Linked DNA regions of Homo sapiens: all the other regions are linked to region 3. The links are chromatin loops, found by intact Hi-C in ENCODE. Cell type or tissue: heart right ventricle. All regions are shown on one strand. Links, peaks and the distances in the headings refer to the core of each region. The heading gives the core; the rest is flanking DNA.

Region 1 (5,952 bases), core at 455-5,454, 63 kb before region 3:
CCTGGGGAGGAGGAGTTTGAGAGGTGAAGGAAGAGTACCTGAAATCAAGAGTTCTTTTATGAACATGTTAAATTTAAGATGCCTGGTGCACATCCAAGAAGAGTTGCAGAGTGAACACTTGGAGACTAGTCTAGAGCTTTAGGGTAGAGACTGCTCCAATTTTAAGACCTCTACATGATGTAAGACCATCCATGAGGTAAACAACAGCATCAGTGGAATGCCAACATGGATTCAAGGCCATGGAGCTGGGTGGGATTCCCTGGAGTATAGCTACAGAAGGTGCACCAAGGAGAGGACCAAATGGCTGACCAATGGATTGAACAAAAGTGGTGGCAAAGCAGAAGTGAGGATGAAATAGTGATAAGGATTGGATTGAGAAGACAATGGAAGGCAGTGAGGACAGACGTCCGTGGAGGAGCTGAGTTATAATGGGAAACTGAGAAATAAGGCAGGAGCTGAGGAGGGATGTGGAGTCAAGGGAGTTGTTTCTAGATGGGAGATCCTATAGCATGTGTGTCTCCTGAGTGATCAGGAGAGAGTGAGAAATTGATGCAGGGAAGAGAAGGGATAAGCACAGGAGCAAAAATTCGTGCAACAGGAGAAGGAACTTGTGATTAAGGAAGCAAGTGAACAAGCGGGTGTAATTTATCCACAAGAACAGCCATAACATGGCAGAGCCTTGGGTTCTCAAAGAGGAGAAGCCACAGGTAACAGTCCCAGCCCCACTATTTAATGGCTGGTTGACTCTGCGCAAGTCACTTCTTCCTCATCTGAACATGGGGATTAATGATCCCTAACTCACAGGGCTGTCAGGAGGATCATAGATACTGACAGTTGTCAAGTGACTAGTTCAAAGAACGGGTGGCTCTTACAGCAGTTGATACTGGGGTTCTTGGTCCCAGAACGTGAGCTTGGGTCATGTGATCTGCTTTGTCATGCAGCAAACCTCTTTGAGTCTGAGCTTTGTAATTCAGCACTAGCACAGGGCAAAGGACATGAGTGGCAATGAGCAGACCAGGAATTGAACTCAGTCTCCCATCTCCTTGGCGTTCAGAGCCCTCCGTGAGCCCCCATCTCCTGTCATTTTTTTTTTTTTTTTGAGACGCAGTCTCACTTTGTTGTCCAGGCTGGCATGCAGTGGTGCAATCTTGGCTCACTGCAAGCTCTGCCTCCTGAGTTCACGCCATTCTCCTGCCTCAGCCTCCTGAGTAGCTGGGACTATAGGCACCCGCCACCACGCCTGGCTAATTTTTTTTTTTGTATTTTTTTAGTAGAGACGGGGTTTCAACATATTAGCCAGGATGATCTCGATCTCCTGACCTTGTGATCCACCCGCCTCAGCCTCCCAAAGTGCTGGGATTACAGGCGGGAGCTACCACACCCAACCTCTCCTGTCATTCTTTACCTTGCACTTTGTGCTTTGGCAGCAATGAGTTTCTGATAGTCTCACATATGAGACTATGAAACAACCACACTGCTGTTACTCAGCTTTATATCTTTGGGAATGCTCTCCTCTCTGCCGTGCTACCTAGAATGCCATTCTCCACTTTGATGTATATAAATAGCAGCTGAGACATTCCCCTCCAGAGAACCTTCTCTGACTCCCTCTAGTCCTATGTAGGTGCCCTTCCACTGGGGCTAAACTCTTGCACACACTGCTCTGTTGGTACACTGTGTGCCCCTGGAGAGACAGAACAGAGCTCCAATCATCTTTGTAACTACAGGGCTTGACACAGTGAGTATCTGCTGAACCAAACTTTTCCCAGATAGCAGATGAATCAGAGGGATAGACAGCACTGTCCAACAGAACTTTATGCAACAACAGAAATGTTCTGTGTCTGTGCTTTCCAATACAGTGATCACTCAACACAAGTTTGTGGTTATTGAGCCCTTGAAATGTGCTGGTGCAACTGAGAAACTGAATTTTTAATTTAATTTAGTTTAGGTTTAAATAGTCACAGATGGCTAAGGGTTGTTTTATTGGACAGCACAAGTTGGAGGGTAGAAAGAAGGGGTTGGGGAAAAGCTGATGTTATTAAACACTTAGTATGTGCTAGGCTTTTGACACTCTTTAGTATGTTAATCTTTACAATAATTCTGTGAGATGGCAAGCACTATTTTCCCATTTTAGACAAGGAAGTTGAACCTTAGAGAGAGAGTCAGTGACTTGCTGTGAGCCCTCAGCTTGGAGACTGCACAGCAGGTCCCTGACTCCCCAGTCTCTGGTTCATCCCACCACACTAGGCTGACCTCACACCTATGCAGGGCCTGGCCCTGGAGGTGCTTTGTGAAGGAGTCCTCCCCATTCCCACACCCCCTCCCACAGTCCCTGCAGGCACACAGGTCAGGCCCACAGCCCTGTCCTAGCTGGTAAGGCGCATTCTTCTGGCAGTGCTGCTGCATCACTCACAGACGTCTGGGGGCAGAGGCTGAGTGTGGTGAGGCAGGAGGCCTTGGCTGCCAGCGGGAGGGGCAGGCGGGCCCAGAGCCTGCTAGCATTCTGCTCCTTGGATCTCCCCTCGCGTGAGCAGCTTTGGGGAGTTCTCTTGGTGCTGTTGTAATTTATTGTTTCTGCTCTAATGATTGCTCCATGTCTGATTATAAATGCCTTCTGGCTGGGGGCCCAGACTCAGAAAATTCCCGTGATCTGCTTCCAAAGCTGATGGAGCCACAAATGGGACTGATGTCTCTGTTTCGTCATCGGCCACATTTACAAGGGAGGAGGATCCAAGGCCAGACACAGGGCTTAGAGTGGAGATGTAACAGGAGGCATCTGGTGACCTGGAATTCCCATCAGAGCCCCAACAGGGCATCTCCTGAGTCCTGGAGAACCTTCAAGATGGTACTCAAAAGAGCCTACTCCCTTCCTCTCAAAATGCAAGGCAGAGTCCGAGTTGGAAGCAGCAGGTGATACAGTCACAGTGAAAGGGGCCTCCGAAAAACACTGTCCAACCCTGCTAATGCCCTCTCTTTATCCACCTGGAAAATTCCTACTCATGCCTCAGGAGGCAGCTTTGGCATCCTGCAAGAAGCCTGCTCTGACACCCACAGCCTCCCACCCGCAGGTAGACAAGTAGTCTCTACTCCCTGTAAATCTCTTCTAGCATGGCACACCATAATCATAATTACACCTACTATTTACTGAGGGCTTCCTCTTTGCCAGGCACCATGTACCTTATCTATTTTTCACCTCATCCCTGGGAGAAAGGCACTATCCTTATCCACATTTGACAGACTAGGGAACAAAAGCTCAGAGAGGTTAAGGGAGTTGCTTAAGGTCAAACAACTGCCAAATAATGGAGCTGGACTTAAATTCAGAAGATTCCAACCCAAAATTTAAGCCTTACACCACATGTGTTCGCACCCGTCGTCACTGTATTGCAACAGGCTGTTTTGTCTCTTGCTTCATTAAAATAGAGCTTCTGGGGACATATCTGACCTCAATAACACGGGTACTCAGGAAATGACCACTGAGCAAACTTCACATAAAGAAAGTCCTAGTGCACTAAGTAGGTAATAAAATTAGGGCAGTCACTTATTACTGCCCTACTGCAGGATATTTAAGAGGACTCAAAAAAGCAATGGGCAAAGGCTTCAACAAGCAAGTAAGATAGGACTGCAGGAAAAAAACACTATATCTCAACTGGGACTGAAAAGTCCTGAATTTTCTAGGTTAGTCCTACTTTTAAATACCATATCTCATCAGTTCCTTATGTCACCAGAATGACCTAGAAACCCCAATATTTAGATATCTAAACTGTATCTCTTATATGATATTTCATGCCCACGCATCCCAAATATCCCACTATGTCTTGTAATTTAGGATGCAGGAAATAAAGCCACAGAAAAAAAGAGCTTCAACTTTAGAGGAAGGCAGACTCATGCTCAAATTCCAATTTTGCTGCTCATTAGCTGTGCAATCCTGGACAAACTGTTTCCCTTCTCTGAGACTCAAATGTAAAAATAGAGCTAAGAGCTGCTGCCTTGCAGGGCTGTTAAGCGTAGTAAACAGAAGAACATATGGGAAAGCACCCAGAATGGCACCTGGCACACAGGAGGGACTCAGGAACTATGAGGTCTCTCCTCTCTCTCAAATGAGGTCAGGCAAGAAAGCCATTCTTAGCAACAGACTCAGCTGAATGCAAAGGGTGTGATGTACTGGTGGACCAATGATCAAAGAGAAGAGATTGGTTTACTTGGGGCTGAGGTCATGAATTGACTTCTTCATCATTTATAGACTCACAATGAGTGTGGATGAAATAACAGGCCACCCTAAGAGCAGCCCTACATTAGGGCAGATGGAAAGAGATGGGTAAAATCTTGCCCCACTCCCAACTAGGAGCTCACAGGGTGCTGGAGCAGAAAAACAACAGGAAAGGTGAACAGAGAACCCAGCAGGTATGAGGGCAAAGGGCAGACAGACCATGAGGAGGTCTACCAAGCCTAGAGATGTCAGGAGAGGCTTGTGGAAGAGCTGAGTCTTGAGGAAGGGATAGAACTTCTAGGAAAGCGTATCTTCAGTTACAGAGGAGTGCTGTACAGACAAAGGAAAAGGCATAAAAAGGATAATAAGTTTTAAAAATTAGTTTGCCACTATATTTCGGATTTTGGAGGAAGCTTAAAAAAACCTATTGCACTCTCCTTGTTGTCAAAGGTATTCTGTTTCCTCCGCTTATGAGCTGCGTGATCTTGGCCAAGTTAATCATTCAATGCTTCAGTTTTCTCATCTGTAGAATAAGTATGATAACAGTACCTGCCACATTGGAATGTTCTATGGAATAAGTATGTGGAAACCATTTACAACACATTGATCAACAAATAAGAATCATCATCATCATCACCACCACCACCACCATCACCATCACTACCATCACCATCATGATCATCACCATCACCACCACCATAATTATCACCATCACCATCATCACCACCACCATCATGATCATCACCATCACCACCACCATCATGATCACCACCATCACCATCATCACCACTACCATGATCATCATCACCATCACCACCACCACCATCATTATCATCATTATCACCATCATCATCACCACTACCATGATCATCACCACCACCACCAGCATGATCATCACCATCACCATCATTACCACTACCATGATCATCACCATCACCACCACCACCATCATTATCATCATTATCACCATCATCATCACCACTACCATGATCATCACCATCACCACCACCACCATGATCATCACCATCACCATCATCATCACCACTACCATCATGATCATGACCATCACCACCACCATCATGATCATCACCATCACCACCACCATCATGATCATCATCATCACCACCACCGTCATGATCATCATCATCACCATCACCATCATAATCATCACCATCATCACTACTACCATCATGATCATCACCATCATCATCACTACTATCATCACCATCATCACCACCACTGTCACTATCATCACCATCATCATCACTATCATTGTCATCACCACCATCATCATCATTATTACAAATGAGAAAACTGAGGCCCAGAAAATGGAAGAGGTTTGTTCAGGGTGACTTAGAGAGTCAGAGGCAGGCCCTGACACTTTTACTTTTCTACCATTCACAGAATTTTTAGGAAAAAAAAAAACAAGCTTCCTGTCACAGGTAAGAGACCCAAGATCCTTGATAAAGGAGTAGGGTTCATGGAGGTGGGGCCACCCAATGTTTAAGTGAAGGTATTGTCTCTTAAGGCCAATCATTCTGCCTCCTGCCCTGTGGATGCAAACTGTCCTTCAGCTCATACCACCTGCAGCCAAGGACAGAGGGGAACATTCCAACCCCGATACCCAGGGAGATAAATCAAATGCTCCAGACTCAGTGAAGGATTGAAGCAGGGGCAGTGCACATGTCTGTCATGACTTCCTTGTTCCAAGAGGATATGGGAAAAAACTCCTAGCTCCCCACCTCAAT
Region 2 (5,952 bases), core at 477-5,476, 210 kb before region 3:
AGGGGCACGGAGGAGGAAGAGAGCTTCAGGAGCAGATGGAGAGCAGAAAGGCAATGTGGAGAGAAAGAGAAAGGGGCCCAGAGACAGGCAGTAAGAGACACAGAGACAACAGTAGGGAGAGAGGGAAGAAGAGACACCAAGAAAAACAGAAAGAGACAAGGACAGGACAAAGAGATACAAAGACACAGAGACAGAGAGGTAAGGAGAGAAGGGAGAAAGAGGAGAGAGGGAACTCAGAAATGAAGACAAAAAGCGTGGTGGAGACCAATTCACTGAGGACATCAGGGAAGGCTTCCGAGAGGAGGGGCTCATGTATCCAGTCATGTATCGAGGACTCCCCCAGGATGGGTGGGATTCAGATGCAGATGTAAGAGAAGACAGGCAAAGTAAGGAGAAGCAAGGGCCTAAAGGTGGACTGGATCTTAAAAATTGCGGGGCTGGGATGGTGCCTGCCTACCTTGAGAGAAGCCAGGGTCCCACATAAAGGACACTTATATACAAACAGGAAGAGGTTCCCTGCTCTGAGCAGGTGCAGCCCCCATGATGTTTTAGTGCAAAGAAAAAGACTCCCTTTCTCCTAAGCGCAATCTAGCCTATGCCAGGGCACAAGGCTCAGTGAGCAGAGCACAGGCCAAGGCCAGATCTACCCCGCCTCCCATCAGCCTGGCACAGCCTGACAGCCCCTGTTGATCCTCTGACATGGGAAGGCAGGGTAGAGCGAGTGCTGTCCTAGGGTTAGGACTGTTAGAACACCCCACTCATCAATTAACCATGTCACCTTGGGGAGTTTCCAGTCTCACTTTGTGCCTCAGTTTCCCCACATGGTGTTGGGCCCCATGGTCTCGGTCTCATGGGTCCTCCCACCTCTATGATTCCTTCGTTTGATGACCTGCACACATGCTCATACTTAGTGGGCCTCCCGAGTACAGGATGCTTCTCAAACGTCATTTCATTTCATCCTTGCAGCGGCCCTTTGAGGTGTTGCCAGTTTCCAGATGAGGAAACAGGCTCAGTGAGGGGACGTGACTCGCCCAAGGTCACACACCTGGTAAAAGGCAAAGCTTGGACTTCAATCCAGAGATGTCCCAGTTTACTGCATGTCCTACTACACCCACTCTGAAGTATTGGCAGCTGCAAGGGATCCTGAGTTCACATTTGGGGGCAGGAAATTGTCAGAAACATGCGTCCCTTCCAAGGTTCACCAGATCGGAGAGGAGAGTGTGCAAGTGCTCAGCAAGAATAACACACAATTAACAGGGCAGTTTCAGGACCGTGTTGAGGGGCTGGGCAGAGGGAGGAGGGGAGAACCAGATGTTCCCACAAAGGCTCCAAAGCAGCACTGGCTCCCCCCGATCAGCACACATGTTTTCTCTCCAGTGAGTATGCTGGGTTTCCAGTTTTCTCCTCCTGGAAGAGGCATCCCAAGCCCATATTTATGTTCCGTCTGAAATTAATGCAAGGGAAACTTTCAAATGCTAATCTAGCTGCCAGGACAGGCCGGCCGGATATCAAGCTATGGCGGTGTTTTTTTTCCTGAGGAAGTATGACAGGAGGGCTGGATGGGAGGGCCAGTGGAGGATGGACAACTGGTCTCTCAAAGAGTGTCTGGAGGGACACTGGCAGAGCCGAGCTTCCTTTCTCCTGCTTTGCAGGCCGCCCAGGGAAGGGCTAGGGACCTTTCAGTTCAGTGGGGCCTGAGATGACACCACCTCTGTACCCAACCTTGTGCCAGGAGCTGACACACAGTCCCCTCCCCTGAGGAGGTCACGGTATGGAGAGGGGGAGATGGGCAGGCAAACACTCACAGGACAGCATGAGCCATGCAGTGCCAGGGGCCATGGGGTTGAAGTGGAAGGAGAGGGACCCAGACTAAGGAGATGAGTGAGGAGTGAGAGGAAGAGAGGAGAAAGGGCATTCCTGGTAGAGCACAGCAGGATCAAATGCACGGAGGGGAGAGGTGGTGTGGCACGTGCTGGCCAACAGCAGTTCTGGGTTGCAGTAACATAAAGTGAAAGGAGAGGTGGCAATAGTGAGGGTTGGAACACGAGGGTGTCCCTCCTCCATGACATTCTGATTGCTGCAGGACATGGTGAAGGGGACAGATTCAAGCTGGGACCAAAAAACACTCTCCCAGGCAACTGTCCAGCTGTAAGGAAGTGAGTGCTCCACCCTGGGAGGTGTGTAAGCTGAGGGTCGAAGAGCACTTGTCAGGCCTGTGAGGGGTATTCAGACATCCTATGGGGAACTGCTGTGTCTGGGTGGAACCAGAGATTCTGCCTGCTTTAGCAGCCTTTACCAGCTGCTCCTCTTTGGAGGCTGTTAGAACGCAGGACGTCAGAAATGAAAGTGCCCCAGGTCTTCAGCTGGACAGCTCAGCTCTGCCATGAACAGCGCAAAGATGGTTACAAATTCCGAGAGGAGCAACCCTGCTGAGGCTAACAGAACTTGCCCTGTGTCACGCTGGCAGAAAGGGGCAGAGCTGGGCTCAAGCCCAGGCATGGCACGGGGTGCATCCATGTCAAGGCCCAGATCCAGGCAATGGCCATGCAGGCTGATTCCAGGTCAGCACAGGACAGAGCCTGTGATGGGTTCTGTGAACTGCAGGAGGCAGTGCTCAGCCAGGGATCTCCATGGCCATGTCAGTCACTCTTTACAACATCCAGAGGCTCCTTTTTTAGAATCACAACACCCCAGGACTCCTGGGAGCTCCCTGTTGGCAGGGACAGGGCCCCACGCCTCCTGAGCCTCAGTGCTACTTGGAGCTGAATTTGGCTCTTGGGGTTTTGCCACAGCGTCCCAGTTGCATCCTCAGAGGCCACCAAGCACTTCTGCCCCTCGACCCCAGTGGCTCTACTGTCTCCTGTGTGGGAGTCCTGTTCTTAGAGGACTTCGAGCTCTGAGGGGCCAGGGACCCTGAAATAATGGTGGCAACACAAGAGCTCACATTTACGGAATGACTGTGCAAGGCCAGGCCCTGAGTGCTAGTGAGCTGGATCTCAGGCTCATCTGCAGAGTGGGAGGCCGCAGGCTGAGAGAAGTGAAGCAACTGATCTGCCCAAGGCGACTTCTGATCAGGAGAACGCAGGGTTTCTAACTCACACAGTCTGGGTCCAAGCCCATGCTTTTAATCTACACTTTCTTCTCTTCTTGCCTTTCTCACACTGTCCAGGAAGAATGTTGAGCTCCCTGCCAGATTTGTACATTCTCCTTCACTGATGGAGCAGCCCTGGGATCTGTCCTGGGGTGTGGGCACTCTGTTCTTCTAGACTCTCCTCTGTTTCGGAGGGTGAGGGCTGGCTCCAGCTAGGGACAAGCCAGGAGGGGATGTTCCTCTGGCTGGCTGGATGTTCTGGCCTGAAGCAGCAACGGCGACTCTGGCCAAGGATTGCAGCCCTTCACAGGAATGCCAGTTGCCAGATGCATGCGTGGTGGGGTGGCAGGACCCTTTGAAGCACCGTTGGAAATTCTGAAACACTTCAGATGCTGTGGCCTCAAGCTCCAGCTTGGGGAGGGTGGCAGACCAGGGCGCTTGCCAGTGAGAGAGGATAGCAGCTGTTATTTTTGTTTGTTCATTTGTTTTGTTTTTTTTTAGAGATGAGGGTCTCACTCTGTCACCCAGGCTGGAGTGCAGCCTTGGCTCACTGCAGCCTTGACATCTGGGCTCAAGCAACCCTTCCACCTTAGCCTCTTGAGTATCTGGGACTATAGGCATGCATCACCATGACTATGACTGGCAAATTTTTTTATTTTTGTAGAAATGGGGTCTTGGGATATTGCCCAGGCTGGTCTCAAACTCCTGGCTTCAGGTGATTCTCCTGCCTCAGCCTCCCAAAGTGCTGGGACTACAAATGTGAGCCACTGTGACTGGCCTGCCTCTTGTTTCCAAGGTGAAAAAGGCCCTATATGGACGATGGCCGCTCTTCTGTGCCCAGCTATGAGCTCTGAAGGGCTGCCATTCTGACGCCACCAAGTGAAGAACCATGATGGGGAAGGAGGTTGGTGTGGGTCTTGCCCTGAGGACTATGGAGATGATGAGTAAACTGGAAGGCAGCTGGATCTGCATCAGGGAAATTTCAACTGGTTTTCACCTCCTCCAGGAAGCTTTCTCTAACTTACCCTGCCTCCTTTCAGTGCCAGTCACTCAAACCTCTGTTAGACATGTGTGGAAACGCTGAATGTTGGGGGCTAAAGGGGACCTTGGACCTAGCTCTGTCTAAAGCCCCTCACTGTGCAGACAGAGGAGGAAAGACTCTGAGAAGGCCACATAGAAGATCTCAGAATCCCCTTTCTACCCTCACGTCTTTGGCGTAACTCTCACCTTGCTCTATTTTCTTTCTTTTCTGGCTTTTCCCTACCTAATCATCTTGCCGCCTCCCCTCCCTACAAATGCTCCTGCTTAGCACTAAACTCCCCCTCCTCTAGCTGTGATTGCATGGTTTACTCAGCAGTACCTGGGACTCTCTTTCCTTAGGTCTTTTCACCTGTCAATCTAGCCTCAGCTTCCAAAGGCAGATGTGATGTGGTTGGACCCCTCAGTCTCCCACCATGGGGGCAGAAGATGTAGGTTTTAGGCTGGGTTTTGCTGTGGGATAATGTAGAAGCAGGCAGCATTTCTGTTTATGGACCTCAGGGTTGGTGCATTCATTCATTCATTCATTCATTCATTCAACAAGTGGGTAATACGCACCTTCTTAGTGCTCAGGGAGTGGACATCCTAGACTGGGAGCATGAGAGAGGCTGTGATAGCAAAATCCTGGAGGCCTATGGGAGCCCAGAAGGGAAATCAGGGAAGGCCCAGCAGAAGAATTCCCAGCAGAACAGAGGGCCCAAGTGACAGCTGGATGGATTTTTTAGGGATCAGGATGACTTCCTGGTCATCAGGAAGAATGACCTAGACAATGTGACCACCATTTCACTTCAGTTCTAAGACTCTCTGACATCCCATCTGTACTTGGATTTACTGACCAGCCAAATGGAATAATAAATACCATCCTGTTTCCCTCCAAGAGGAATTGAGGATGTGGAAGGGCCATATAAGTTGATGGATATGGGAATTTTTTCAAGCAGGATGGTGTCCACTCTCTAGGGAGCAATTTCTAACGTTATGAATTTTAAAAGGTGTTAATGGTATTCTGTGTGTTGGTCTTATATCTCTCCCTTCTCTCAAGCCTGGGTGCTTACCTCTGATCTGCTTCTGTGTCCCAGCTTCACAGGTGTGTTTTGGATTATGGGGTCTGCGGCACTCTAGCTGGGGTAGAAACAGGCTGGCATGAGCCTGGGGGCTGCATGTGCCAAATGTGTGGGTGCCTGAGTAATGGAGCCAGCCTCTCTGTCTCTGGTGCTCACACTGCTTGCCTCTTAACTCTTCAAGTTCTGCCTTCTGCCTGGACTTCTGCTCCCTGTGGAGCAGGTGACAGCAGTCCTGCGAAGAGTGATTTCCATTCCTGGAAGGCTCTTAGCTCCATACTCCTCCCAAGGAATCCAAGAGAGGCTGGAGCAAATAATGCTAGCATGTTAGAAGGCTCTGATTACAGCATGCTGGAATATTAGAGCTGTGCAACTTTAAAGCAACAGCATGTTAGGGTCAAGGATTTTGGAATGTCAGAAGTTAGAATTATACTCAGATTATAGCACGTGCTAGGGACGGAGTGTGTGATAACCACTGGTTCTCAGAGTTTGAAATGAATGGGCCCTAGAGGTTACCTGGTCCACCCCTGAGTCCGGCTCATGTCTCCAGCCCAGTTCCTCTAATTCCTACATTACTCATTCTAGTCCAGGAAAAAAGAATGCTAGAAGATTTCTGGATGGCTGAACAAGTAAATATCCTGAGAAACCTGTTTCCCTGGAACTAAGGGTAAAATTGTAATTTTCTTCTAGTGCATAAGACTGGACCCCACCCCCACAATTGGGCCTGGAGATACCTTGACTCAATGGAATGAACTTCATTCTGTG
Region 3 (5,952 bases), core at 673-5,672:
CAACTTCACGTAGTCCAGGTGGCGCTTCAAGCGCCAGTAAAGCTCGTGGGGCAGCACGTCCTGCAGGTTTTCCCCGTGCGGCAGCAGCTGGCAGCTGGCCAGGGCCGAGATGGTGTAGGGGTCTGTAAGGTCCAGCTCAAAGTAGACACGGGTGCTAGCCTGGAAGGCTGCCTTGGAGTTGTCCGGGATGAAGTCCCAGACGCGGGTGTAGGGGACGTGAATAGTGCCAAACAGGTAGGCCGGAGGATCACGCCGAATCGTCCACAGGAAGGAGTTCAAGTCCCTCTGCTGCAGGAGTAGAGAAGAGGCAAGGCAGTGAGGCCGAAGGCAACAGAGTAGAGTCAGGGTAGCCCAGAGGCACGTTGCAGAGGGAGGTGGGGATGGGAGGCAGAGACCATACACAGGCCGTGGTAAAGAGCCAGGTCTTTGGAGCCTGAAAGACCCACATTGAAAACCTAGCTTTGCCCTGTCTTAGATGTATGATCTTGAGTGAATCATTTCACTTCCACAGGCTCAGTTTCCTCATCTGTAAAATGGGGGTGAAAGCAACTACCTCGGGTTGTTGGGAGGATTAAAAGATACAATATATGTATATTAAGCCCTCAGAGCAGTGCCAGGTACAGAGGAAGTCAGCAATGAAGGGAAACTCTCATGATTAGCGTTCCCTGTGAGTGCCAAGGACTGCCACACCACCTGAGAATATTCATGCTTGGCCAAGTCAAACCTTCACCGGTGGTGTTTCATGCGGAGGGTGGGGAAAGGAGGACCAAGAGTCCTGCTCTGGCAAGAAGGGAGGAAGTCATATAACTTTTAAATCCAACCATTAGAAGATATAAGCCAAGAGCACTTTGAAAGCAGAACACCTATTAAAAATAGCACACCTATTTAAACAGCTACTTCACATTCATCACGGTGAATACACTTTTCTTTTTGGAGGGCAGGTCTGGGGTGTCAGCTACTTTGCTCGACCAGCTGAGACCATAGATGAGAAAGTGCTTTAAAATCTTGCAAGGCCAAGTCAAGTTTCAGAATCTGGTTTGGGAGGAAAGGATTCCATTACAATTAGTCCCAAGAAATGTACATATTCTGGGTACTTTCCAGGCTCCTCCCCTAAAAATGTATACCTGATTTCCAACCCCAGTTGTTTGTCATTTTCTATGACCTAAGCTCCGACTTAGGGGAGTGTGTGTGCGTGTGTGTGTGTGTGTGTGCGCGTGTGTGTGTATGTAGGAGCTGAAGAGAGGCATGCAGACAGGGGTCCTTTCTACAGATCCAAGTCAGGGCTAGGCATAAAGGGCAAAGCCATTTTCCAACCAGAAAAATCCCTGGAGTGCCCACTGACCACTTGCAAGCTTTAGACCAACTCATAACACTTTTCTGCCTGATTCTGGCACAAATGAAAAGTATGTGTTGGGATGGGTGGGTTGTGGGAGAACAGTACCTTACTTTACTAACAACCCCAAACTGTTAATCCCAGCATGTTGGCGATAGACTGAGAGCCCAGTCAGCCAACGAGCTCCCTGTTTGTGCACAAGGCAGGCTGCTGGAGGTGCACCTTGCCCAAGGTCAGCGAATTCCGGGCTAACAGGCAGCACACCTACAGCAGCCAGACCCTATGGTCTCCTGGCCTCCAATTCAGGGTTACTGTCAATGCATTAATTTACACTTAGAGGGAAAGATACTGAAGGAAATAAAGAGGTTCTTTGTTTTGGAAGGAATATTAGGAGAACCAGTAATTACTCGACCCCAAGAAATATTAGGCCAGTATGTCCTGGCATTGCCTTTTCCTCTCCTCTGAAATCTTCCCTCTTTTCACGAAATATGGACGCTTGGGAGAGTAGGTGGTGGGAGCCTGGGCCGCAGAGATGGAGGTGAGAACGAGGAACAGGGAGAAAGTTTGTCTTAGGTCAGAGTGGGAGGGCAGGGAGAGAGAGGGAAGCCTGGGAGGGGGCAGAGTGTGTGAATGGGAGAGCAAAAGGGTTCGATGGAAGTCAAGAGAAGGGCAAGGAACGGTAGAAAAACACAGTCAGAAGCGGGCAGAGAGACCAGAAGGGTAAAGACAGAAAAAATATGAGAAAGGAGAGACAAAAAGGGGCAGAGAGAGAGGAGGCGTCCAAGCAGGACCACAAGTCAAGAGGAGAGCCCCAGAGCGGCAGCGTGTGGAGAAGGAACCGGAGAGGGAGCGCCCCTTCTCGCTCCTGGCTGGGAGCTGGAGCCGGGACAGGCAGGAGCGAAGGAAGGGCGCCCGAGGCTGCGCCCGGGGGGTGGAGGTGGAGCGGGCGGGCTAAGGTGGGTGCGGAAGCAGGACCCAAACCATGGTCCCACGGGACTAGAATACCCAGGCAGGCGGGAGAGTGGCCGGGCAGGCGCTCGCTCACCGATCCGGGCGGCCGGCACTGTCCTCCGTCCGGGGGCTGCGGGCGGGCGCGAGCGGTGGCGAGGAGGGCGGCGAGCAGCGGCCCCGCCAGGGCGGCGTGCATCCTGCCAGGGCCCGCGGGGCGCGGGGGACCCTCCTGGGCGGCGCCCCTCAGCGGGGCGGGGAGCCCCCAGTTGGGCACGGAGTTTCCTCTGGAGCACGGGGCTCCAGCCGCAGGATGCTGGGCGCCCTCTGGGGCGTGGCTGACTGTCCCTGTCGGACCTGGGGGTTTCTCTGGGGCCGGGCTCCGTCTGTTGGAAGAGGGAGACCCTCTAGGGCTGGGCCCCTCCCCCGGGCGCTCAACCTCGCTGGCCGAGCCCCCGGGTGCTGAGGGCGTGTTGGGGTCCGGGGGCGCGCGGGGTCCCGGAGCTGCGTCGCGGTCCAGGGGCGCGCGGGGTTCCTGGGGCAGAACCGAGAACCCGGGGTGCGCAAGGGTCCCGGGGTTATGCTGGGCACCCGGGGCACGCAAGGGTCCCAGGGGTGCGCGGCGCTCCAGGAGGCGCGCAGTGGGACAAGTGCGGCGGAAGGCGCGGCAGGGGTGGGGGGCGGCTCTGGGGCGACCGGCTGCCCCCGAGCCCGGCTCAGAGGGGCGGCGGGCGGCCGCGCGGCCGCTGCCCGGGCTCCGCCATGCTGCTCCGCGGCCGGGAGGGAGGGAGAGAGGAGGGCGGGAGAGCGGCGCGGAGCCGGGCCGGGCTGGGGGCTGGGGCCGCTGGGGCGGGGGAGGGGAGGACCTGGCGCGGGGGGCGGGGGGGCGAGGGGCCGGGGCCGCGCCGGGCCGGGCCGGGACGGGCCGGGCGGCAGGGAGTCAGGGCTAGCTCCGCGCCCGGGCGCGGCGAGGCGGGGTCTGATGGGCATGGCAGGCGCTCGCTCGCTCCTCTCTCGCTCCCTCGTTCGCTCCCTCACACGCGCGGAGGGAGGCGAAGCCCGCAGCAGCCACTTCCCAACTTTCCAAACTTCCCAGCGCAACTTTTTCCTCCCCTCCCCTGCCCGCGCCTCCTCCTCCCCCATCCCTCCTCCTTCCCTTCGCCAGGCGCGACCGGGCCGCAGCTTCCCCGTGCGGCCGCCAGAGGGCGCCCGGGCTAAGGACCCGCTCGGCCAACCTCCGCCGGCTCGGCGGCGGACGCGGACTGGTGGCAGCGACAGATTTGGGGACCAGCCTCGCCCAACGCATCCGTCCCGCAGATCCTGGCAGGAGCGAACAGCGAGAGGGACAGGAGTTGGACTGGGGAGGCAGCAATCACACAAAATTCAGAAAGCTGCTGTGTGCAACCTTATGTCACGCGTAGCTCTGGGATGCGCTTGGTAGATGCTCTGCAAACACCAAATGTAAAAGAAAAGAAAAGAAATCCTCAAAATTCCTTGGAATCTTCCATTTAAGTAATCCCCTCTTATCTATGTCCTTGGACCCACGCAGGATCCCTGTGTCTGTCTCTGGAAGAGTGAGAATTGATATCCCAGTTTCTTAGACCACAAGACTTGAAAGACCCCTTAAACCAACCTACCCTTCCTCAAGAGGCAAATGAGACTTAGAGAAGGCCAGAGCACAAGATCTAAGCTTCTGAGCCGTTTCCAGCAAATGAAGAAAGGGAGGCACAGGCACCCCTGCTTGGTTCTGTTAAAGGAGAGTTTGTCGTCTCTTCCTATCCTGACAACAAAGATTGACAGATGAATTAGGTCATACTGTCAGGAGCCCACAGCCTAGAGAAGGAGACAGACAGAGACAGATATGCAAAGACGCCATTAAAATACAGATGATGAGGGCCAGGAGAGACAGAAGCACAAGGAAATGGGAGCAGAGAGGAAGAGCTCCTAACACAGCTCAGAGGCCCAGGGAAGACGCCTGGGAGATGGTCTTGAAAAATAAGTCAGAGGTAGCTTAGAGAAGGAGGTGCACATGCCTTCCAAGCGGAGGAAGAGCAGGTGCCAAGGCGCAGCAGTGTGAGAGCACACCTGCAGGGGACTGCAAGCAGTTACCCATGGCTGCGGCAAAAAGCAAGTGGCAGGAGCTGAAGTTGTGTCTTCTGGCCAAGCTGGGGAGTCTGTCCGTTCTAGGTATCAGGTCATAGGAAGTCACTGCAAGATTTGAAGTTTAAGGTGGCTAGAGTAGATCTGTGCTCATCGGGGGCATGAATTGGAGGGGGCAAGTTGGAGGCAGGGAGACCAGTGGGCAGATAGTCAGTGAGGAGGGAGCCAGAGCCCAAGCCTCGGTCTCCTGACTCCCAGCCCAGTGTTCTCCCCACTTCTCCCACTCATGCCTGCAGGTACCAGATTGAGCAGCTAGAAAATGACCATACTAGAAGGCTGAGTGAGAAAGACCAAGCAGGGCTGGAGGGCCAGAAAGGTTTTCCAGAGCACAGGATCTGGGTGGTTGGGAGGAACACGGGAAGGAAAGAAGGGGACACCAGAGACTGGCAGGTTTACCCTCATGTGCACATGAAGTTGCCACTTTTGTAAGTTACAAGTGAATGCATGTTGGCAATTTCATATGGTTCAACTTACTGGGTGTCTGGAGCAACCTCAGCCTCTTAGCTACACACACACTTGGTGACAGACACCAAGCAGGCCAGAGTGCCCAGACGGTATGTATGAGAGCACAGGACAGCGCCATGCTTCCCACACACAGAGCTCTGAGACCTGCAGCTCTGACAAGAGATGTCCTTTAAAGAGTCTCCACTTTCCGGAGCTCCAAAACTCCCTACAAGGTCACCACTCTGCTGGTAAGGATGAGGGGAAGTGAGAACTGAATTCCACTGGAGGGAGGGTCATGGTTCTCATTGGAGAATTAGAAGACACAAGTCAGATAGTGGATAAGAAAGAGCCTGATCAATTTAAAACAATGATGTGTGTAAATATGTGTGTGGATTTAAAAAACCTTCCCCTGCTGTATTGTAAACAAAGTTTCCCTGGTATCTTTTTTCCTAAAATTATAAAAGTTTTGTTGGCTAATTTTCATGAGTGTCAGCTATGACTTCCTCCTCCATGGTACACGTGGTGACTGTGACCAAGGCAGGACAGTTAGCTTTTCTGTGCCTCTCTTTCCCCAGCCAGTTTCCTGTCCCCCTCACTTTCTGTGCGTCAATGTGTGCAATAATGTCTTAAGATCTTTACCAGTATTGTTACTGATATTCTTAAAGAGAAGCAAGAACAAATAGATTTTTCTGTTCCTAGATATATACCCAAGAGAACTGAGGACATTCATCGACACAAAAACTTCTACGTAAAGCCTGATAGCAGCATTATTTATTATAGCCAAAAGGTGGAAACAACCCAAGTGTTCATCAACTTATGAATAAATTAACAAAATGTGATATATAAAAATATCATATCATATGCTAAATATATACATTTAAAAAACATGTTATAGTCATATGATGGAATATTATTTGGCCATAAAACAAAATGAAGCACTGATACATGCTATTTCCAGGATAGGATAAATCAGTCTTGAAAACATTATGCCAAATGAAGCCAGTTGCAAGAGGACGTATATTATATTATTCCATTTATATGAAATGTTCAGAATAGGCAAATATATA
Region 4 (5,952 bases), core at 524-5,523, 200 kb after region 3:
CTTCCCAGATACAGCCAGTTTATCAAGACAGGGGAATTCCAATAGAGACAGAGTTTAATTCACGCAGAGCCAACTGAACAGGAGACTGAAGTTTTATTACTCAAATCCATGTTCTCAAAAATTCAGAGGCTTGGGCTTTTCAAGGACAGGGGAGGCAGGGGAACAGGTTCTGCTGATTATTTGAGGATGCAATCCTAGGGGTGTGGAACACGGTTGCAGTACACTGAGTCTGCTTCTGGGTGAGGGCCACAGGACCAGTTAAGTCCAGAGTCGTGGGTCCAGGTGGGGCCATCCAGTCATCATAAATGCAAAAGCCTGAAAAGACAACTCAAAAGGCCAGTCTTAGGTTCTGCAATAGTGATGTTATCTGCAGGAGTAATTGAGGAAGCTGATTTCCAGAATAATGACTAGTCATCATTTATACCTACATCTTAGCCGAATTCAGCCTCCTCTCATCCTCCTAACCTGATGGTCTTAGTTTTACAAAGGTGGTTTAGTTTGGGGAAGGGCTATTATTATTTAAACTATATACTAAATTTCTCCCAAAGTTAGCTTGGCCCAAGCCCAGGAATGACCAAGGTTAAGGGTAAGATGGGGGTTGATTAGATAAGATCTCTTTCTCTGTCATAATTTTCCCACTGTTATAGTTTTTGCAAAGGTTGTTTCAATTAGGGATTTTCTATGTGTCTGGCACTGTGCTGGGGATAATACAACGAGCAAACAAAGGCCAATCCCTGTTCTCTGGAGCTTGTGGGAAGAACACGGATCTTTGAGAGCTCAGAGTAAGGGAGTGGGCCCAGGAGAACTCACTGGCCAAAAGCAAGAGCATGTGCAGAGGTCCTGCAGTGGGAAGAAGTACAGGACATTGCCAGGAAATCTAAGACAATAGCAGGTGAAACATAGCAAAATAGAGGGAGATTTGAGGCAAAATGAGGCTGCAAGGCAGACTGGGCAGGGTCTAGTAGACTATGTTCAGGAATTTTAGCTTTATTCTGAGAGTTCTGGAAAATCACTGAAAGGTTTTAAGCAGAGTGTAAGATTTGGGAAGGACATACACAAATACTCATTTGAAACTATCTCTTTGGCTTGAGTGTGAGAAAAGATTGGAGAAGGGAGGAAAGGCCAGGTCAGTGACTCTGCCATCACCTAAGTAGTCAGTTAACAAACGCTCCATCTAGCCTGCCCCACACGTGCCTGCAACAGGCAGAGCAAAGTAAGGCAAACTCAATCCCACTCTCAAGCAGCTCAATCTTTTCTTCTGCCCACATTTGCCCCCATCCAGTGCTACTTTAGAGACATTCCCTTTTCTCCTTTCTTCTTATTTCCTCAGGGCTAAAGCCTGATAAATAGAGTCTGGCTTTCTAAGCAGAGATCTGCATTTAGGGAAAAGAAATAACACACAGCAACCCCACCCCTCAGTTTTACATTTTTTAACTTAAACAATTCTCTTTTTCCAGCAGAAAAGCCAGGATGTCACTGTTTATTCACAGCCAGGTCTCCACTCTGCACACTAAAAGTCACCGTAGTGTTTGCAGTCCTCACTCAAGCAGTGAGTGTAAAAGGAATTCCATCTGTCTCTAAAGATCTTTTGACAGGAATGAAAGACCTGTGAGGCAGTGGTTTATTCACCACAGCATCTTGATAGCTCAAGCTAAAAAAAAAAAAAAATGGCTAGCAGGCTGACATTACCAAAGCAGACACTACTTCTCTTTTAAAATTGGTTTTCCTGAGGCTAAATGCTAAACTTTATAGTTTTTGTAATTAAATATTATCCTGATAGAGTCAAATCAATTATAGCAGATAATAACTGCTTTGCTTTTGATTCTCTGGATAATGAATTAGTTGTCCTTACCAAATCTGATAGCCCTTTGGCAAATTCTTTATTCAAATCACTCAACACGTTTGTCAAGAAAGAACGTGGTTAAGTCCCTGGAAGCCTGCCTCCAGATTGCCATGGTAGCATCAGCTACTGCAGAGTCATCAAACATACATTTCTCCATATTTCCCTCAAGAGATTTTTGGAAAATGTCCTTTTGAAACACCAACATGAAAAGCTTTGACTGCTGGGCCCATTACATAATTGATGCCTAAGAACTACTTAATTGTTTGGTCAATAGATTCTCTTAGATCTGTTAATCAATTAATCTTAAAAACACAGGTAAAGCAGTAAGGCATGTCTCACATGACTTAGTCTCAACGAGACCCACTGGCTTCCATCACTCCCTGTTTCTTCCTCCAAGTAGTCGCAGTGGATCCTTTAATAACCTGTGAGTCTCCCTTGACATTCAAGCATACATGGGTGTATGTTTACACTCCATTTATTTACCCATCTCAAAGGGAGCCCCATTCCCTTCTGCCCCTCCTGCCCCTCCTTTCTTGGCTCTGCAGCTCTCCAGTTCCTATGGGGGCACCATAATCTTTCTCCCAGACTAGTGGTTTCAGTGATACTCTTCTGCAGACCAGGCTCTCTCTATTTTCCTACAAATACAGATTCCCTCTAGTCAGGCACCAGTCGCCTCTTCTTGGACCCAGCCAAGCCCATTACAAAGGAGAGACATGTCCCTCCTCAAATTTTGGTTAAATACCATGATAATGTGTTGAACATGCTCCCAGCATTTCTTACTCATTGACTGATACTGTCCCTCTGCTTGGACCCTATCTTCTCTTCTTTTTTAACAAAACCCCATTTATTCTTCCTGCCTAGCTCAAACCCAACCGTCTTTAGAAAGCCTTCAATAGTATTCTCACTCGATGAGATGTATTCTTCTTTAAAGCCTTACATCAGCATTGTAGGAAGGTTTTAGAGTCCGAGGCTCACCTAGATGGGCATCTAAATTCTCTGCCACAAATAACAAACCATTTGGCCACTCTGAGCCTTGGTTTCTTCAGCTACAAAATTGCATAGGAATTCTTTGAGGATTAAATCACATTTTAAAGTGTTTTACACCTGGCTAGCACTCAAAACTAAAAGCAACTATCGGTATTATTTATTTTGATCTCTTGCTGTAATTAGGCTCACTTTTATTATAGTGTTTATAAATTCATTTTTGCTTCCTCCTGCACTTCCTCCCCTTCTCCACTGTGAGAAACTTGGGAGACAACCTAACTAATCTTTAGAAGCCCAACCTCAAAAAGGGGCTAGGATGGAGAGCATTTATTACTAGAAAAACTGACATTATCTAGAATTCTCTGTTGTACAATTCAGAAACCATGTGTGTGGTTATTTATATTTAAAATTAAAAATAAATTAACTTTAAAATTGTGTTCCTTGGCCACACTGGCTACATTTCAAGTGCTCAGTAGCCACATGTGGTTAATGACTAAGATTTTAGACAGCACAGACAGAACATTTTCATCATCGTGGAAAATTCTATTAAACCACACTGGTCTAAATTCTAAATGCAATGACGTACTGTTCAGCAATAGCTCAGACTTCCAGCTGCCCAGAAAATCCCCATCTGATGCTAACACTGCAGGCAGATGGGGTCACACATAAAATAGTATATGGAAATACCACTAATGCTTTACTCCTCATCCCTGAATGGGAACGCCTCTGAAAGATGCTGAAACCTGCCCCATTGCGCCACCTTGTGCCCAACCCTTGATATTGCACATTCAATGTGCAAATAATTCTTACATATCCACCATCCCACAAAAAGCCGCAGAGAAGAGAATGTCCTGGGCTTACACAAAGCAACTTCCTAAATGCAATGGACTTTCTGAGTTACTACCTCTCCATGGCAAGGGCTTATGAAACACACACAGATCTCTCCATGCTCTGAACTCCTGTCTCAATGAAAGTCATGAGGGTTGTTGGTGTTTACCCAGGCATTTTACACTTGACTCATCTATTACTGACCGTAAGCATGTAGCAGTGGCACGTGAACTATCACCCCCAATCCTCACAAAAGTCATGCAGTCCCCATCATTATTTTCACTGGATTAGGAAGGAGAGACTTTGAAGAAAGCCATTTGCTCAAGGTCATACAAATAGTAAGACAAGGAGTGGAAAATCAAACCTAGATCTGACTCCCCAATTGCCCAGCTTTCTCTGTTCCCAGATCTAGCTGGAACTTCACTGGAGGAAAGGGATTTGATCTCCACCTTCTTCTGAACCAAGAAAGGTGTAGCCCAGAACTGGGAAGTGAGCAAATTCCTAAGAGGGATGAGCTAGTGAGCTGGAAGGGAGTATTTGTCACAAATAGCAGCTTCCTTTGCCCGACACCCATTTGCTGTATGATAATGGGCTGCGATGGACAGATGGACCAAGAGTCCTGAGATTCAGAGAGAGTTTAAAGAGAAAGCCATAACATTTCAGCCAGTTTCATTATATTTCTGAGATATTATCACAGTGTTCCAGAGAATGTTTACAAAAGTTTCAGAGATATAGATACTTGTGGATTTTCAGAGAGAGAGAAAGATTGGGAGAGTTACACAGAGAACTTAAGAAAATTCAGAACAAGGTAGAGAATAAATAAAAAGTCAGATAGGGTCAGAGATTTTTCTCATACGTCGGCTCCTACTTGCCAGGAACGTCTCAGAGAATGTTCAACATCTTGCTGCAAAATGAAAAGCCCAGTGAATTCCTTGGCTATCTACAAATATTGTATATGGAAGTTAGCCTTACATGGAGAATGAGATGGGGGTAGAAGGGAGTGGAGAAAGGACAGGTACCTAGTGATCTGCCTCATGGCCCAGAAGGCAGGTGGGATGGGAGATGTTAAAGTGTGCTCTACTCCTCCCCACTGTGGTCATCTTTTGTACTGCATATTCTGAAAAAGCCTTTTTTTGTAGGCAAGCTATTTATTGATAATAAAAAATGCGTCATCAGAGAAGACAATCTGGAAAAATACATAAAGGTGCAAAGAAGGAGTAATTCAAAATTACCTTCTTTGATATATTGAGAATAGCACTTTTTCTGCTAGTACATATGTGTGAATGTATATATGCAATATATGAATGGTTTTGATTTTACAAATATATGGTACGTACTCACATATTTACAAATGGAAATCATACTATCTGTAATGCACAAATTATCACACTAAACATAAACCATTTTTTCTCTTTTTATTTACTTAATATTATAAGCACTTTTTCATGTTAAGCAGTCTTTGAAAACACTAACTGCCTGTGTAACATCCCATTCCATCAATGATTCTCAAACTCTAGCAGGTATCAAAATTACCTTGAGGGCTTTAGGAATTCTGAGCCTCACTCCAAGAGTTTCTGAATCAAGAAGTATCAGCTAGGACAAGAATCTGCATTTCTAACAATTTGCCCAATAATGCTGATCTTGCTGGTCTGGGAACTACAAAGTTGTTCACTACGTTATACAAAAATTCCCTTATAGCTGAATATTTAAATTGTTTTTATTTTTAACATGAAGCCACCCCTAGCCCCACCTGGGGCCTCTCAGAGCTTTGTCAGGACCAAGTACCTGGACCTGGTGTTAAATCTGAGTAAAATCTTAATACATGATAATTTTCATAGAATAAATTTCTACAATGGAAATAACTAACTACAAACTTATGAACGTTTTGGAGACTTAATATGTATGTTCAAGCTGACACAAATAACTGATACCAAAGTGTGTTAAAGGAAAAGACATGGGCCTGGAGGTCGGAAACCTGTGTTTAAATCTTGCCCTGCCACTTGCTTGCTGTCTGACCTCGGACAAGTGACTGGAACTCCCTGAGCCTCGGTGCTATAATTACCACATCAAATATAAACAGGAATGGCCTTCTTTTAAGGTCTTGAACTCAGCCCAAATTCTCCAGCCCTATCTTCTGTCTCAGATAGAATACTGGAGTTGGAAGGAACCTAAGACTGTATCTTGCACACCATGAAGGGTCAGTTTCCCATCCTCTGAGCCTAGGGAGCCATCTATACTTACAACATTCACATCATTTATAACAGTACATTATAAGCAGTTGTTTAAGGGTCAGCCAC
Region 5 (5,952 bases), core at 343-5,342, 64 kb after region 3:
GGAAAATTGGTTGCTAACTGTCAGGAAATTGCCGATTTTCCATCCATTACTGGGAGGACCAGGGCTGTGTAGCTGTGGGGGACTCTGGGTGGGAAGCAGACGTTGATTAGGCCTTGTAGTTAACGATTAGGTTTGTGGACCTCCTCAGGCAGTCCTCCCAGGCTGCTTATTAACTCCCTGTGAAGACCCATTGGGCAGGAGATATTGGTTAAATGGAACGCAGAGCCACAAAAGAGTTACTATTCATTAGGCCTTGGTTGTGGGGAGGGGGGAGACCGGGGAACAAACTGTGGCCTCAATCCAGGAATGTTAAACAGCCCCATAAGCTGGCAGAGAACTTTATAATTGCTGCTATTAAAATATATGTATTTATATAGGTGATTTGTTGGAGGAAAGAATTTCAGCATTCGGGTGAGATCCCTGCTATGATTTTACCGAGGATTAAGTTGTTAGGGACTAGATATTAATTAACGCTGAGGGCCCCAATCCTTTCCTAATTAGCTCATGGAGTATAATTTGCCTGCAAATGCTACTGTTACAATCACCTTGAATTTGTCTGGAGCTCTCCTCCAGTGCGTCAGGTGGGATTTACCCCATTACATGAGCAGAAGGGAGGGGAGGGGCCAGGAGGCCTGGGCTCCACTCCCAGCCCCTGCTCCTGATTCATGAGGAAAGGGTCTTTTTCTGGCTTGTCGCCTACAATGAAGAAGTACTTAAGGGAAGGGATGCGATATGTCTGAGTAGCCCTTCTCAGCTGGGACACTGAGACCCATGCTGTTGGTGAACAGTCAACGCAGGACTGAGGATGAAAATACCTTAATGCCCATGCTCTTCTGGGTTCTCCACAACCTGAGAGATCTAAAGGACTTGCCTAGGGGAAGTCAGAGAGTTCTTCTATGGGGCTTTAACTTCAATTGTCCACAGGGCTCCTTTCTGAACAGCAGGAAATGAGGGCTTTTGTCAGTTTCTGTGACAGGTAGAACCGTGCACCCAGCAGTTCTCACCTGCTAGTAAACCCCAGGTGGGCCCCTCTGTCCTCTGACCAGTCCATCCCTATTCCCTGAAAACCATGTGGCCATCAATACTGGTTCATGCTCTACCTGCTCTAGAAATTCTTCTCTTCTGCTCACCACCTTCTCTGCCTAGCAAACTCCTACCCATCCTTTAGCACCTGATTCAAATGTCCCTTCTTTATTAATCCTTTCCAGATTGTCCCAGGCAGGGCTAATTAGGCCCTTCCCTAACTCTGCTTTTCATGAATCCTCTGTTCAAGCCTTTAGCTAACCTTGCTCTGCAAGATGGCTGTTAATGCCTTGGTCTCGCCTATCAGACAATGAACTTCTTAAAGGCAGGGGCCTGACAGTGTCTAATCAACTTGAAATCTGCACAGCCCAGAGCAGAGTAGGTGTCGAAGTTGGTTGAGCTTAGTTTATGTTTGGCTTGTACAGTGTCTTCAGGAAAGGGCTCCTGGTCCTTTGTCCCTGGTATGAAGAGGAAAACAGACTTTGAGAATAGGTGGGGCCCTGGTCCTTGGTGTTCTCTGGGGCTGTGAGGTCTGGATGCTCTTCTCAGCCCTGGCATAGGTGGTTAAGAGGGAGTCTTATATCCCCACCTTACCCTGGGCTTCTGGGCCCGGGGAAGGGGCAGGTTGAGAAGTCAAAGCCTGTATCTTTCTCTCTTTCTTTCTGAGATCCCTAACACAGACCTGGGCATACAAATGGGGTTTGGCAGGAGGAAATGAGGCTGCATTGCACTGTATCAATTGGCCATGATGCAACCCACAAAAAAGACTGAGAACAGTTGTTCAAACACAGGCCTATAGGCCAGTGATCTTGCCTGTAGCAACCTGGGCTAGAGACTGGGGATCAAAAGCAAGGGAGGTGCTGCTGACTGTGAATATAAACAGGTTCAAGAAGGGCTTAAAGAAATTCCTAGATGACAGATCCCTAGCAGGTAACAGGTCATTAATAACCATGAAAGATGATGATGGTAATAATAATAATAATTAATAATAATAGCTTCAAGGGAGCTTTCATACTTTTAAAAGCTTTTTTCCTACCAGTGTCTCATTAGATACTCACCACTGCTTTGGGGAGGGTGTAGATGCGCAGAAAGGTGAAAGGACTTGCCTGAGGCCACACAGCTTGTTCAGGTTGTTCAGGGCAAAGCTGGCACTAGATTCAAGGGGCGTTCCTGACTCCTTCCCCAGGACTTTCTTTGAGGGTGGGGTAAACTATTGATAGGAGATATTGGGTGTGTCCTGAGCCTAGAGCCTCATTCCTGTCCTCCTCTTCCCATTTCAATGGCCCCAGTCCTGCATCATCATACGGTTCCCGTAAACCCTTCATTCTAAGGTGTTCACCGTGGACAGCAGAAATCAGCGTCCTAGCCCTGTCACTGATTTGTCATGTGACACTGAGCAACAGTCTTCTGCTCTCTTCAGTTTTCCCATTTGTGCAAGGTGATGGTTGGATATTCTGGGAAGTTAACCTTTCAGATCCACTGATTCCTCTTGGTAAAATGGGATGGTGGAAGTACCTGTCATGAGGTGTAATTGACACATGCATGTAACCAGCTTAGCAATATGCCTGGCACAGAGTGAGCACTCAACATATGTAAGTTTTGGGCAATATCTGAGAGAATAGACCCCAAGGTGAGACACTCCAGGTTGTTATAGAACAGGCTGGGGAGAGAATTGTGTCGTCTTCGGGTGGTTGGTCTGCTGTTCCCCTGCTCAAGGGTTTTCAAGCTGGGTTCTGTGGACCCTATGGGCTTCTGGGGAGTCTTCCTCAACTTTCATCTTTGCAATGGTCCCTTAAAACATTTTTGGTGATCTGTATTCTTACTAGAATCTGGAAGGGGCTATTCTGTAAGCGGAGTGAGGCTTTAGAAGTTTTGTGAGTTCACCAGATGCATCCCATCTTAACTGTGTGAGAACATTTGTTCTGAAGCTAGTTTATCTTATTCTATCCTCGCATTGTCCTGTAATTTGCTCTTGAGAGGAGCACTTGTTCTAAATGACAATCAAGGTCCCCCTTGGAGAGTGAAAGGGGCCAGTGCTGCCACCTACAGACAGAAAGGTGATTAGATTCATTTCATAAAGAGCCTGGTTAAAGAGCAGCAGAAAAAGCAAGGAGAGCTTTTGTCAACAGCCCCAAAAGTCTCCCTCACCTTATTACCCTACTATTTAAAAATCTATCATGTTTACCACTATTATCTTCAGACATCTTACATTAACAGAAATCACTGATTGCAAACCAGGATGCATATAGTGCCATTTCCATTTGGGGGGCCACCACTGGAGCCCTGAAATCACCATGGCACCTTGTATAAGAGATGAGATGATTCTGTATCCATTTATTGATTGGCTCAGTACATATTGTATCATTGCTTTAGTACTGGATCAAAATTGTGAAGGTCTTGTATCTTTGCAGAATTTGCAAAACTTTGGCTTAACAGATTCCATTGGGATGGGATAATCTAAATGTAAGTACCAAGAATTGACCAAATGGGGAATTCTTACTCTTGAGGTTTAGTGAGCTCACAGGAGTTTCCTCCAGAGTTTTCTTAGGCCAGTAGGCAGATGCAATCTGTCCAGTGTGGGGAGCCAGGAAGAGAGATCTGATCTCTGCAATTCAGGGCTCATGGTGAATTTGAGATTTACTGCCAACTTTCCTTGGCCACAGAGATTGTGAACAGGAAGTGAAACTTGGGCCAGACAGCCTGGGGGTGCAGAGCTAATATAGACTGAGGAAGGCAAACATGTATAGATCATTCGCAGGGCAACCCATGCTAAAGCATCACTACAAATCCACTTATCAAATGTTTTCTCCATTCATCAAAGGAAAAAACAGGAGCTCAGAGTGGGGAACTGCCCTGTGCAAGGCCCCCAGCAGATGGAGAATGGAGTCAGGACCAGAATCCAGGCCTTCTGACTCCTTACCATATGCTTTCCAGGGAGACTGGCCTCCTAACCCTTCATTCCCTGTAGACAACCTGACATTGCAGGTCCTTCTCCACTTCAGAGTTTATAGCTAGTTCTCTTGAAGACCCACCTGAAGTAGCAGTCATGGATACAGACACAGGACAAAGGTTCAGGAGCCCCCAGAGTTCTCTCAAACATTGTCTCTACTCAGATGCTCCTGATGCCTCCTGTTCACAGTAGGTGACCTCCTGGAATAGGGCCTGGCTCCCTACCCAAAACTCCCTTTCCTGGAGGGCTATGGAGATGAAGCTTAATCTTTAATGAACTGGCTTTCAGTTTAACGGCTCCCTTGGCAATGATTAATACCCAGTGACCTAGTCTGGCATCTAGTGAACCTGACCAGGCCTGACTCAGGAGAGTGTTGGTGGCCTTCAGGCCCAAGTGTGGGCTCATATGCAGGTGGAAGAGGCTTGACAAGTGCTGGAATGGCTTCCTACCTAAGAATATATTCTCTGTCCTGTGCCTGAAATTCTGTTATTTAGGTGGTCATTCCTCAGACGTAGGGTATCACAAATGTACCTGGCAAGAGGAGCTAGTCACATAAGTTGTGTTTCAAATACTCCTTGGGCTGTCGTTTGGCAGTTCTGGTGTCCAGCAGCTCAGAAGAATTACAGGATTCATGACTTTTAATCCCAGGTTAGCAAGCTGATGAAATATCACCGGATCTGCAGTGAAATTAGACTGTAAGCTTCTTGTGGGCAAAGACAAGGGTCTGGAGATGTATAGGGAGAGAACACAGATTTGGAGCTGGAAAGGCCTTGTTGCAAAGTCCAGCTCTGATAGTCACTAGCTGTGAGGACTTGGGCAAGCCTCCCTAAGCCTCAGCTTATTTGTCAACCAAATGGAGAAAATAATACCTCTCTCTAGACTCTTCAGAGAATGAAATGAGAAAGTATATGTAAAGTGTCTGATTATTACAGAGACACAGACTTAAGCCAGGCACAGATGCTGTTCCTTCCTTCATTTTCTCTCCTCTTAAGTTTGACTTAGCTGACCCTTTGTAGTGAGGAAGAGAAGATCTCTGGTTCATCTGGGGAGAAGAATTTTTCTTATGTACTTTGGGATTTTTACAAGGATGGCCTTTCTCTGTGAGACTGGACAGTTAGCCAGATGTCAAGGCTCCATCCTATCCTACCTGTTGAAGCATCTGGAACCATTGAGCAGGGCTGGGTCCATCGCCCTCAGTATCTCCTTGCCTCTTCTGATGATTATAAACATTGCAAACTGAGAAACTGCATTGGTCAGAGTCTGTCACAGTCTCCTGCCTCTGTTTTGCGTCTTGATACCAGCCCGCATTAACCATGGGTCTGGCAGCAACTCCCTCCCTCTGCTGCCTGATGGATGCTCTCACACGTTGGCACCTCTGGCATGGTGTGGAGATGTGGCATTTCAGTTCCCTGCCTAGGCTACTGCAGAGTTTGTATCCTTCATCTTGAGAGGCATGACCAGGAGGGACACCAAATGGAAAGGTGCTATTCTTCCCTCTATGCTCCAGTGCCAGGTGGCACTGTCCCTGACTGCCTGAACGTGCCATCCTCTTTCATGTTCCTGTGTCTTCCTCTTCCTCTTGCCTCTGCCTGGAATGCCTTTCCTAGAAGCTCTGTCTGGAGAGCAGCTCATCATTCAGCTCAGGAACATCTGATGGGCAAGGACAAGGGTCTGGATGGGAGAGATGTGTGGGAAAAGAACACAGATTTGGAGCTGGAAAGGCTTCAGTGCAAAGTCTGGCTCCAATAGTCACTACTTTCCACTACTCTGTGTGTATCTATTTACCTGCCCATCCCTCTTACAGTCTGGAGGCTCCACGAGGAGCCCCCCAGTCCTGGCCTGGAGCTCAGTGCCCAGGACTATGTTCCTGGGACTGCTGAGATGAAGTCATGTGTGAAGGCAGGAAAGTAGCTTCTGTGACCTCCCTCATGAAGACAGATCGGGAGCTAGGGTTGGAGGTCAGGCAGGCTGAGCAGGGG

Evidence for each region. Hi-C counts contacts between places; a loop is a spot of excess contacts. Peaks named below come from ENCODE experiments on the same cell type or tissue, not always from the same donor. Only the 100,000 strongest peaks of a DNase experiment are listed, where the experiment ranks them.
Region 1: a loop joins it to region 3, with 8 times the contacts of the local background. A loop is called at or near these places in 10 of 110 quality-filtered maps.
Region 2: it touches region 3 in a loop (4-fold over the local background); 21 of 110 quality-filtered maps call a loop at or near these places.
Region 4: a loop joins it to region 3, with 3 times the contacts of the local background. A loop is called at or near these places in 18 of 110 quality-filtered maps.
Region 5: it touches region 3 in a loop (18-fold over the local background); 70 of 110 quality-filtered maps call a loop at or near these places.

What each region holds. Positions count from the first base shown.
Region 1 is chr1:47,932,025-47,937,976 of GRCh38, forward strand. The region is part of intron 2 of TRABD2B (TraB domain containing 2B); the gene reads right to left. Among named protein-coding and RNA genes, the nearest start is that of TRABD2B, 62 kb to the right of the region's middle. RefSeq lists an enhancer at 1,868-2,383. In heart right ventricle, for the core only: no CTCF peak of the experiment used is centred there; a DNase peak (open chromatin) is centred at 2,647; H3K27ac peaks cover 1,310 bases.
Region 2 is chr1:47,783,135-47,789,086 of GRCh38, forward strand. All of the region lies in intron 4 of TRABD2B (TraB domain containing 2B), which reads right to left. Among named protein-coding and RNA genes, the nearest start is that of LINC01738, 98 kb to the left of the region's middle. RefSeq lists an enhancer at 2,785-3,285. In heart right ventricle, for the core only: a CTCF peak has its summit at 2,604 (motif pointing right); a DNase peak (open chromatin) is centred at 2,633; H3K27ac peaks cover 483 bases.
Region 3 is chr1:47,994,310-48,000,261 of GRCh38, forward strand. It overlaps TRABD2B (TraB domain containing 2B), which reads right to left and starts at 3,076. Exons shown (of 7, transcript NM_001194986.2): 1 at 2,379-3,076; 2 at 1-288. The coding sequence starts at 2,480. RefSeq lists an enhancer at 3,568-3,617. In heart right ventricle, for the core only: CTCF peaks have their summits at 2,468 and 3,481 (motif pointing right); a DNase peak (open chromatin) is centred at 3,432; H3K4me3 peaks cover 2,402 bases; H3K27ac peaks cover 1,589 bases; H3K27me3 peaks cover 2,882 bases.
Region 4 is chr1:48,198,765-48,204,716 of GRCh38, forward strand. No RefSeq gene overlaps it. Among named protein-coding and RNA genes, the nearest start is that of SLC5A9, 21 kb to the right of the region's middle. In heart right ventricle, for the core only: CTCF peaks have their summits at 3,606 (motif pointing left), 3,813, 4,748 and 4,951; a DNase peak (open chromatin) is centred at 3,587; H3K27me3 peaks cover 948 bases.
Region 5 is chr1:48,058,304-48,064,255 of GRCh38, forward strand. All of the region lies in intron 4 of LINC02794 (long intergenic non-protein coding RNA 2794), which reads left to right. Among named protein-coding and RNA genes, the nearest start is that of LINC02794, 12 kb to the left of the region's middle. RefSeq lists an enhancer at 2,738-3,282. In heart right ventricle, for the core only: a CTCF peak has its summit at 3,065 (motif pointing left); a DNase peak (open chromatin) is centred at 3,063; H3K27me3 peaks cover 2,000 bases.